Regions from separate parts of the Homo sapiens genome. Here all the other regions are linked to region 1. The links are chromatin contacts, found by Hi-C or POLR2A ChIA-PET in ENCODE. All regions are on one chromosome and are shown on one strand. The core of a region is the stretch at or near the end of the contact, and the rest is flanking DNA. Distances in the headings are between cores, read along the strand shown. Region 1 holds the start of GRPEL2 (GrpE like 2, mitochondrial). Region 2 holds the start of MED7 (mediator complex subunit 7). Region 3 holds the start of MRPL22 (mitochondrial ribosomal protein L22).

What was found. A loop is a pair of places that touch in the nucleus more often than their neighbours do. ChIA-PET counts read pairs that join two places held with the same protein, here RNA polymerase II (POLR2A). Pooled maps may share reads with other maps.
Region 2: a loop to region 1 is called in a map of CD4-positive, alpha-beta memory T cell, with 33 times the contacts of the local background. The contact joins the promoter of MED7 here to the promoter of GRPEL2 in region 1. A Hi-C loop is called at or near these places in 1 of 168 maps with a recorded cell type or tissue (CD4-positive, alpha-beta memory T cell) and 6 of 50 pooled maps. POLR2A ChIA-PET finds 5 or more read pairs at or near these places in 1 of 52 experiments (activated CD4-positive, alpha-beta T cell).
Region 3: a pooled map shows a loop between it and region 1 (17-fold over the local background). The contact joins the promoter of MRPL22 here to the promoter of GRPEL2 in region 1. A Hi-C loop is called at or near these places in 7 of 50 pooled maps.

The regions. Positions count from the first base shown.
Region 1 is chr5:149,343,146-149,346,748 of GRCh38, reverse strand. GRPEL2 (GrpE like 2, mitochondrial) reads right to left here and starts at 1,250. Exons shown (of 4, transcript NM_152407.4): 1 at 1,133-1,250. The coding sequence starts at 1,209. AFAP1L1 (actin filament associated protein 1 like 1) reads right to left here. Exons shown (of 19, transcript NM_152406.4): 19 at 3,112-3,603. RefSeq lists enhancers at 318-941, 942-1,567.
Region 2 is chr5:157,140,793-157,144,395 of GRCh38, reverse strand. MED7 (mediator complex subunit 7) reads left to right here and starts at 1,531. Exons shown (of 2, transcript NM_004270.5): 1 at 1,531-1,576. RefSeq lists enhancers at 904-1,003, 1,814-1,863.
Region 3 is chr5:154,939,054-154,942,656 of GRCh38, reverse strand. MRPL22 (mitochondrial ribosomal protein L22) reads right to left here and starts at 1,584. Exons shown (of 7, transcript NM_014180.4): 1 at 1,519-1,584; 2 at 1,392-1,440. The coding sequence starts at 1,546. RefSeq lists an enhancer at 1,485-1,644.

The DNA of each region.
Region 1 (3,603 bases), core at 1-2,500:
AAAAAAAAAAAAAAAAAAAAAAAAAAAAAAAAATTCTCAGGGCCAGTTCAAAGGGAAAATGGCCAAAGCTTAGACCAAGAAATAGGGTTGGGGAGTTGTGGCCAATCTCAATTCCTACTGCTTCAGAACTGGAGTAGGGAGACAGCTTACCAGAAGGAACCATTTTTCTTCTGGTCATTTCCTTACATCACCAACAAGCTGCCAAAAAGACTTGAGAACGGTAAGCAAAACCAAGTCCCGAAACCCTGAATGCAACCTCTCACTTAGGTGCTAGGGTAGGATGTTGGGTCAGGTGTGTTAAGGTAAAAAGGGTGACATATGTAGTTAAGCACATTTACCAGATTCTCCCGTAGCTTACTTTACTATTCAGAGGTCCAACCCTACCTCGTACTCAACTATTTTTATTCTCTATCCCAGGAAGAAACAGTGTAGGGGCAACAGTCTCTGAGAAAATTAATTAACATCGCTCATTAAATAAGAGCGCCGATTCCAACGCCCTGACTGGTTTCCAGCCCGGGTTCCACCACTTCCCAAATATTTAAGTTTGGAAGTTACTCAACTTTTCTAAACCTCACTTTCCTTAACTACTAAATGGGTAATAATAAAAAGAACCACCCATAATTCTGCAGTCGGCCTCGTAAGCGACCAATAAAAGCTGCCGATGGAACTTGTCTTCCGAAGGCTGATGCAATGGCCGTTTGGAGAAACAAGTTCAGCGGCCTCCTTTTACTGACAGGTACAACAGTGCCCGGATAACGGAGAAAGGACTGGCCTTAGGTCACACGGAGTGAGGGGAGAGAACCCAAATTTACCCACAGGTACCACAGGCTGGGAGAAGAGGCCGGGAGAGTGGTACATCCCTCCCTTGGGGGCTTAAGAGACTTCTCACCTTCCAGGCCATGCATGACCTCGGATCTCCTTACCTTCCTCGGCCTAAGAAAGAGGCACGGCTGATGGCCTCAGTTTCCCCGTCTGTAAAATGGGGCCGTGAGTGCACGGTCGTAGAGGCCGAGAAGCTTGGTCCCCTGGCCTACGCTCAGATAGCTCTCGCCTTCCAGCCCACAACCACCCCGGCTGGCTCGCTAGCCCCTCAGAGTCCTCACGCTCCCGACTCCCCGCCTGCAATGCTTACTTGCTCTCCCACGCGGCACTCCAGGCCAGTAGGCGCTGCACCCGCAGCCGGCCCGCCCACAGCGACCGTACGGCCATGTTTCCAATTTGGGCTGAGAGGCAGCGCACGCGCACTTGCTGCGAGTGAAGAGATGCTCCCGCTTAAAAACCAGCCTTTGCGGGCGTTTCCCTCTCAGGACTTCCGGACAGGAACGCTATGCTTCCGGTTGCCCGATGGGCCGCGCCGTTCCCCATCCGGTCGTCCGGAGCTAAGGCAACACTTCCGGCTCTCAGTGTGTTCCGCGGGTAGGCGAGGTCCTAGTAGTAACTACAGTCTCCGTGCTGGGCGCAGGGTCGGCAGCAAAGAAAGCAGATCATAGCTGTGCCCGCATGGAGCTTACTTGATATTATGAGCGATAAACAGATACAAGCGGGATGTAAAGTCAGAATATGAGCGGTGTTTGAAGGTGAGGGGCAGGTGTCGCGGAAGCCTAGAATAGAAATCTAGCCTTGTGGAAAGTTTTCCCAGAGGAAGGGGGTATTTGAGCTGAGCTGAAGAAAGGGTTCAGGCAGAGGGAAACATCTGCAGAAGCCTAATAAAGAGAGAAGAGTATTGCATGTAAGGGACTGAAATATACTGAGGCGGGAGGGCAACAGGACTGGTGGTTAGGAAGGGCTAGATCACGTGAGCGGTTTAAAACATCGCAGCCTGAACCATTGCCCATCACTCCTCCCAGTCTTTTTCTCTAATGCCCTTCTTATCGACTGAATTGTTTTTTTAAATAGTGTGTATTTTCTCATTTCCTCTCACTAAAATATAAGCTCTTTTAAGGCAGAGATATTGTCTATTCATTCCCATTGAGCAGTGCCCTAATGTAGGTGTTCAAAATTATTTTTTTTGAGATGGAGTCTCACTCTGTCACCCAGGCTGGAGTGCAGTGGCACGATCTCGGCTCACTGCAACCTCTGCCTCCCAGGTTCAAGTGATTCTCCTGCCTCAGCCTCCTCAGTAGCTGGGATTACAGGCGCCCACTACACCCGGCTAATTTTTGTATTTTTAGTAGAGACAGGGTTTCACCATGTTGGTTAGGCTGGGCTTGAACTCCTGACCTCAGGTGATCTGCCTTCCTCAGCCTTCCAAAGTGCTGGGATTACAGGCATGAGCCACCGCCCCCGGCTTCAAAAAACTTTTTTGCTGAATGCAATTTAGTCTGATTCTGATTGCAATGGAATGTGAAAATAAATAAAACCTAAAAGCTGTTGGAACCTCCCAAATACTTGAAGCTTTGAGAGAGATGTGGCTGTGGTCTGAGTCCATGTAGCATGTTTTGTAGTTCTGCTTCTTAGAATTATAGCTTAATTCTCTTCCTCATTGTTCTTGTTCTGTAATGACTAGGAAAGAGCAGAGACCAGATTTCTTCCCTCTCAATTACTGATGTTTGTAATAGACAGCCTCCTTTATTGTCCTGCACCTAACTCAGACTAGATGGTGCCCTGAACTGAACTGACCCCATGACAGTTACATCTGCAGGATGTGATGTTAAATGTACCTTTCTTGAAGGAAAAAGACCACCTTAACTACTCAGATCATTGTAACTGTGCATTAAGCCTTGCATAGAAAGATGTTGAAATTCTGTTAAACCTCACTGAACCCAACCTTTCACACTTTGGAACACTGACTTCCATCTTTTTTAAGACAGACATATTTTTCCATTCTGTGCTTCCTGGGCAGGCCATCCTCAACCTTTGTGCTTGAATAAACTCTCTTTAAACTAGATTCTGACCTTTTAAATTATTTTAGATTGACAGGGAACATGTGACAAAGGCTTTCATGTTTAAAGAGTCACTTTGACTGCTGTGTGAAGCAGATTGCAAGGTGTAAGAAAAGAGGTAGGGAAGGCAATATGTTGCAGTAGCCCAGGCAAGATGGGGCTATATTCTGTCCTGGAAGAACAGAGAGAGACCTTCCTAACCACTGTAAAGTAACTGTGTCCAGCACCCTTTTAGTTTCTTAGTATTTTATTTCTTTTGCTTCCTTGTTAAGGTTTTTTCCTCCAACTAGAATGTGAGCTTCATGAGGTGTCTGTCTTGTTCACCACTGATTTCTGACATCTAGTATAGTAGGTACTCAAGTATTTGTTGAATGACTTAATTAAGTTGGATAGTGTCAGTGAAGATAGGAAGATATGGATGAATTTTAGAGATTTAGGATGGAAAGCTGACAGACTGAGAGGATGGATTGGTGACTGGGGTCCAGGGCACTTGGAGTTGCCAGCTTAGTTACTGGATAGTCCCTTAATTTTTTTTTTTAAGGGAATGGGAAGTGTTCCTTGAGCACTCTGAATCTTGTCATAACATGGGTTATTTGTACTGTAGTTATTTGGGTCACATTTTCTTTCCTGCTTGTCTCTGAGTTCCATGAGGACAGAGCTGGAGTATTTTCATCTTTTTATCTAATCCGAGGTCCAACTCAAATGTGTCATGACCAATAAC
Region 2 (3,603 bases), core at 282-2,781, 7.8 Mb before region 1:
ATGCATTGGCCCCAAGGCCGGGATGTACTTGGCAATTTTGTAGGGCCTGTGATATAGGCCAGGGGAAGGATGTCAGATTTTATTCTAAAAGTCATAGAAAGCCTTGGAGGATTTTGAATAGAGGAGTGATAAGACCGGTCTTATATTTTAAGAAGGTGTGGTAAATAGACTAAGGGAGGACAAAAAATCAAAGAAGTCCAGGTGAGAGATAATGGTGGCATGGCATAGGACCATAGCAGTGGGAACGGTGGTCAGTCATATTTGGAACTTTATTTACTTATTTTTAAATAGATCTAATGCAAAAGGCTGGTATGGTAGTTTCGGTGGGGTATGTGAGAAAGGAGAAAAAGGTGATTCCTTCGATTGAACATTTGCAATTGAGTAAAGTGCAACTGGGGAAAGATGTCTGTCACCACTGGATATGAGGGTCTGAAGTGCAGAGGAAACGGTGTTCCAGGGCCTGCATGTAATCATCCAGCTGATATCTGACTGAGAAGTGGTTGGAGAACTGAGTCCTGGGGCAATCCATTAATCAAATGTGCCAAATGCTGCTGACAGATGGAGTAAAATGAGGACTGGGAACGACCATTGGAAGTCACTGGTGCAGGATACATTGGGGTCAGCGGTGAGGAGAAAAGCTGGATTGGGTTATGCTCAACGTAGATGGATTTCTTCAGGAAATAAATTGATACGTGCGAGGGATTTAAAATGGGGGAGTCCGGAAGTGGTGGTTCACGCCTACAATCCCAGCACTTTGGGTGGCCGAGGCGGGCGGATCACTTCATATCAAGAGCTCGAGATGAGCCTCGCCAACACGGTGAAACCCTGTCTCTACCAAAAATACAAAAAAAAGAAAAAAAAATAGGTGAAACCCCAACTATTCGGGAGGCTGAGGCACGAGAATCGCTTGAATCCCGGAGACTGAAGTTGCAGCGAGCCGAAATCGCGCCACTGCAGTCCAGCCTGGGCGAAAGAGAAAGACTCCGTCTCAAAGAAAAAAACAACAAAAAAACCCTGCATGTCTATATTTTCGAATTTGTATGTAAGACGTCTTAATTGTATGCGTTAAATTAAAAAAGGACAAAAGGAATGGAACTACCAGCAGCGACTAAGTCAGTAAAAGAGTGGTAATGGGGAAGGGGGTGGAATATACGCAGGCGCAATAGCAAGCGTTTCTTTTGGAGGTTATTTTCGTGTCATAAATTTCTAAATTCACGTTAAGTCTTACAAGAGCATGTTAAACATTAAAACATAAGATTGTTTCTGGTCAATAAGGGGTCTATAAAAAATAAAGCAATAAGGTGTCTTGTTCAATTTTATGCCTTAATTCAAAAAGAAACGAAGAAACGGAACCCTCAGCTACGACTTTTAAAAGTCAGTAACGGGTGGATGGGAGGAGTCAAACATACGTAGGCGCAACAGCGAGGGATCGGTCTGAGGCGGAGCTAGAATTTCGTTAAAGGACAGCTCTTACAGCCAATCAAGGACAGAGTCGGTGGCTTCTTCCCGGAGGAGACCGGAAGTTGGTTTCGGCTGCAGAGGGGAAGGCGGCTACCAGTGTAAAGCCAGAGCTGAGGTAAGTGGGCGGCAACGGTTTGGGGCCGCCGCCTGTGTGCGTTTTTTTCTTCCGGACCCCGCAGCTTCCTCTGTGCTGGGCTGGGAACTGGGGAGGCATGGCTGAGTTCGGCCTCCAAAGGCGGTCTTTCGTCTTTCTCTCCCGAGTCTCTCCGAGAGTGCGGTCTCTCCGAGAGCGCGGAGGCCTCGGGGTGGACAGCCTGGAGGAGGGGGCTCTAAGCGTGGCAGTCTCGGGGCTTCCTCCGTGTTGGGACGCCGAGCCGGAGTGGAGGTTGGGAGACCTGGCGTCTAGTCCCCGCGCCGCTGTTTTTCTAAGCTGTGTGGCCTTGGGCGAGTCATTTGCCCTCTCCGGCTCTTTGTAACATGAGAGTAGCCCTCCCTGCCCTTCCTTCTTCTGGGAGCAGTTATGAAACAGCTGAGGTATGGGGGCAGGCGAGGGCGGTAGATCCCAAGCCTAATCGTCAGGTCCATCTGGAGAGGTTTTAAAAGCGACATTCTAGGGCCCATTCACAGTAGACAGAATGAATCAAATCTCTGGGGCTGGGACCCTGGAATGTCTGTCGTCTTCTGGTGAAGCTCCTTCTCCCCCAGTAGAACAAACACTAGATGTTGGATCTTGAGTTAAGAACCAGCTCTGATGCTTGGCTCTGCTTTTATTAAAAATAAGACCTCCATCACCTTTGAAAAGTTCCATCTAGAGAGACAGTAGAGAAAGAAATATAATTTTTGTGATATGCCAGTCCTTATTGTACAGTTAGATGCTTCTCGGCTTAGGGATATAAGAGAGCTTGCCCTTTGGAGCTAAAGGGACCTGGGATAAGAATTCCTGTTGTGCCATTTATTAACCTTTTGATCTGGGGCAACACTTCCCCTCATTGAGACTTCGGATCCTCACTTCTAAAATGAAATTGATAATAGAACTTAATTCGTGGGACCGTGTGGTGGCTCACGCCTGTAATCCCAGCACTTTGGGAGGCCGAGGTGGGCGGATCACTTGAGGTCAGGAGTTCCAGACCAGCCTGGCCAACATGGTGAAAACCTGTCTTTACCGAGAAATACAAAAATTAGCTGGGCGTGGTGGTGCGCACCTGTAGTCCCCAGCTACTCAGGAGGCTCAGGCAGGAGAATCCCTTGAACCCGGGAGGCAGAGGTTGCAGTGAGCCCTGATGGTACCACTGCACTCCAGCCTGGGAGACAGATTGAGCCCTTGTCTCAAAAAACAAAACTAACAACAAAAACCCCAAAAACCTTAATTCATAGAATTGTTAATGAAGATTATGTTACAGAGGCCATAAAAAATGGTACCTGTCATGTAGTTGGCCTTAGGAAAATGGCAGCCGCAATACAGGAATGCACATCGTGTAGGAAAGTACAGAGCAGCACTCCTCACCTAAAAAGGTTTGAGTGGGATGAAACGTGAGCTGTCAAAAATTGTATTTTCTGCCGGGCACGGTGGCTCACGCCTGTAATCCCAGAACTTTGGGAGGTCGAGGCAGGTGGAACACGAGGTCAGGAGATCGAGACCATCCTGGCTAACACGATGAAATCTCGTCTCTACTGAAAATAGAAAACATTAGCCGGGCGTCGTGGCGGGCGCCTGTAGTCCTAGCTACTCAGGCGGCTGAGGCAGGAGAATGGCGTGAACCCGGGAGTCCGAGCTTGCAGTGAGCCGAGATCGTGCCACTGCACTCCAACCTGGGTGACAGAGCGAGACACTGTCTCAGGGAAAAAAAAAATGTATTTTGAAGTACCAGATCACTGTTAATTCTTTGATTTTGGTAATTGTGCTTTGGGTAGAAGAAAACATTCTTGTCACGAGAAAACACACTGAAGTATTCAGGGGTAAAGGAATGAAAAACCAATAAAGCAAATGAAGGAAAATGTTAACATTTGGAGAATCTGAGTGAAGAATATGAAGTGTTTTTTGTGTATTCATGCACTTTTTCTGTAATCTGAATTTATGTTAAAAGTTTTAAAATGTCTGGGTGTGGTGGCTCACGCCTGTAATCCCAGCACTTTGGGAGGCCA
Region 3 (3,603 bases), core at 335-2,834, 5.6 Mb before region 1:
CTGAAGGGAAAACATCTGAACAGAGGTTTGAATAATGGGTAGGACTGCTGTTATAGACAAGATGTGAGGGCATAGTAGGAAAAGCCAAGAAGCAAGTAAGTGCAAAGTATATTCAGAAAAAGTAAGTAAATCAGCATGGTTGGGGGAAGAGTGATAGAAGATTATCTAAGAAGAGTACAGACAAATCCTAAGAGCTACTACTTCCTATTTTCTTCTTTAGCCCACCTCTTTATCCCCCTCGGACCCAAAAACTTAGAAAAGGGTTAAATATAATTGGGAACTCAGTAATAATTTATAATAATAAAAACATTAATGGCAACTAGAATTCAGAGTGGGATTATCACATGCCATAAACATACTAAATACTTCATATGCATTATCTTGTTTGAATTTCCTTTTTAAAATCTACTAGAGCTACATAGATGGCATGTGCCTGTAATCCCAGTACTTCAGGAGGCTGAGGCAAGAGAATTGTTTCAGCCCTTAAGTTTGAGACCAGCATGGGCAACATAGCAACACTTCATCTAAAAAAATAAATAAATAAAAATTAAAAAATTTTTTAAATCCTAAGAGATAGGTACTAACATAACGCTCATATCATAAAAGTGATAACTGAAGCTTATTAAGAATAAGTAACTTTTCCAAGATCACAGTTAAAAAATGGATTCATATACAACTCATCTGTCTGCAAAGCCTATGAACTAAACCAAAATCAATGCTAACAAATGGACAGACCAGAAAATTTACAATCAGATTATCAATTTTCAAATACCGATTTTTTATTTTGGGGAGAAATACAGCGACTACTTACCCTAACCTTTAATGAATGCTTTTGTCCTAAGGCTACAGAATGCTCTGGTATAAAGCTTCAAAATTTCCTACAACTGAGTGGCCTTAGGCAAGTTATTTTACGTTTGGGGACTTCAATTTCCTTGTCTGAAAAACGGGTATAGCAGAACCTACTCGTAGAATGTTATGAGAGTGAGTTAAAGCATATAAACCGCTAAACACAATGTCAGGTACGACGTAAAGCAGAGTTGTCCACAACACGGTCCCTGCCCATGTAAGCAAGTAATCAGAGAGGTAACTTGAAAAGTTGGACGCTTCCATATGGAGATGGAATAGTCTAACCTTGTCCAGAAAGATCACAGTAGACGTTCGGAAATCGCATTTACAATCGCCCTTGGGTTATGGGTAATCCTGATCCCTGTACAGTTTATGCAATAAGGTGGAGAAAAAATAGAGTGACAAAGCAGAGACTCGGGCTGTCTCATTCGCCTCAGTAACCCCAGAGCCTAAAACACAGTTAGGCACGGAGGCGCTCAGTTACCAACTGGCAGAATACTAAAGATGCCTTGGGCCCTTCCGAAACTCCGAAGCGAGAGACTCACCCCAAGGCCAGCTTCCCCCGGCTCCTCAGGTTATGTATCCATAACGCACCTGCAACATCAACACAAGCCGTCAACTCAGATTCCATCTCGACTCCCTTCTGTCGCTTAACCACTAAGAAATCCTTACCCAACTGTCCCAGTACTGCCGCCGCCATCTTTCGCCCTCCCGCTACGGAAGCCGCCGAGTTCAAGCGCCTTCTGGACAGCACGCATGCGCAATACTCTGGATTTCCTGTGGGGCTCTCCCACAAGCAGTACTTACACCCCAGGTGCCGTCACGAAGATCGCAAGCACTGGGCCGGCGCTCGAGGTGTGGTCAGGCGAACCTGGCTTGGGAATGAATTAATTAATAAAGGCCGAAAGCACGTGGGCTTCCGAAAATTCACCTGGATTCAGAAAAACTAAAGTCCCAACTCACAAACTAGAAAGGAGTAGGGGAACAGAATCCGTGAACAAGCCACCTAATCCGGTGGTCCTCAGTTTTCTTATCAGAAATGACTAACCTTAGGGCACAAGCTTGTTGTAAAGATCAGTTGAAATAGTGTGAAAGCTATTTTATTTCATTTTATTGAAACAGGGTCTCTCTCTCGCTTAGGCTGGAGTGTGGTAGCAATGACCTAGTCTCACTGCAGCCTCGACCCCGGGCTCAAGCCACCCTCTTACCTCAGCCTCCCAAGTAGCTGTGACTACAGGCGCACATCACCACGCCCGGCTAATTTTTGTATTTTTTATAGATAAGGAGTTTCCCCAAATTGCCCAGGCTGATCTCGAATTCCTGGGCTCAAGCAATCTGCCCTCCTCGGCCTCCCAAAGTGCTAGGATTAGAGGTATGAGCCACGAAACCTAGCCTAAAATCTCTTTTAAAGAGCAAATAGTTCAAATATGATGTATGCTGTCCTAATCCCTACTAATCTGGTTGACCTTCAAGAATGAGTTTATATTCATCTGGCATTTACTGCCTTATGTCAGGCAGGTATTTCACTAAATCTCATTTATTCCTCACAGCAATCCAACAAGGCATGGATTATCATTTTCCTTCTTCAAATGAGGAAACATATTTAGGATATGTTAAAGTCTCTCAACTAACAACTGGCAAACCAGTGATCAATCTACGACTAGGTGCCTCCAAATTTGTGCCCCTAGACGCCTTCAAATATATGTATTTGACCCCTCTGTATTAGAATAACAGGTAGTTCAGATTGCGGTTTGCTACCTATGCAGGAATGTCAGATACCCAATGCAAACAAGCAACACACGAGTAGTGCAGAATCTGAGCATTTTAGCATTTTTGAGTTGAAAGGAAACTTTCTTCCACACCATTTACCACATACAGCTTCCTTCACACAGCTGGCCCTCAATCAAGCAAATCAAGAGTCACTCCATTTGCTTCTCCTTCATCTTTGAGTACCCAGAACCCAGAGCCAGAATTTCCACCCAGTTGCAGAAACTGTTCTTTCCCTTTTTAATTCCAGATTCGTACTTTCATATTTTTGTTTGTTTTGTTTTTTTGAGACAGGGTCTCACTCTATTGCCCAGGCTTGAGTGCAGTGGCTCGATCACAGCTCACACCAGCCTGTCTCCCGGACTCCATATTGTAATGCCCAACCTTGTTTTTACTAACCCTGTTTTTAGACTCTCCCTTTTTCCTCTGATCACCTAGCCTTGTTTCCACTTGAATTGACTCTTGCTTAGCTAAGAGAGCCAGACAGACTCCATCTTGGCTCTTTCACTGGCAGCCCCTTCCTCAAGAACTTAACTTGTGCAAGCTGACTCCCAGCACATCCAAGATGCAATTAACTGATAAGATACTGTGGCGAGCAATATCCGCAATTCCCAGGAATTCGTCTGATTGATAGCACCCAAAGCCCCCAGTCTATCACCTTGTAATAAATAGTCTTAAAGCCCCTGCACCTGGAACTGTTTACTTTCCTGTAACCATTTATCCTTTTAACTTTTTGCCTACTTTATTTCTGTAAAATTGTTTTAACTAGACTCCCCTCCCCTTTCTAAACCAAAGTATAAAAGAAAATCTAGCCTCTTCTTCCGGCTGAGAGAACTTTGAGCGTTAGCCATCTCTTGGCCACCGGCTAAACAAATGGACTCTTAATTCGTCTCAAAGTGTGGCGTTTTCTCTAACTCACTCAGGTACAACAATATTTTTGTTAAGTGGCCTCTTGTGCATATCTTTTTTTGTTTTGTTTTGTTTTTATTT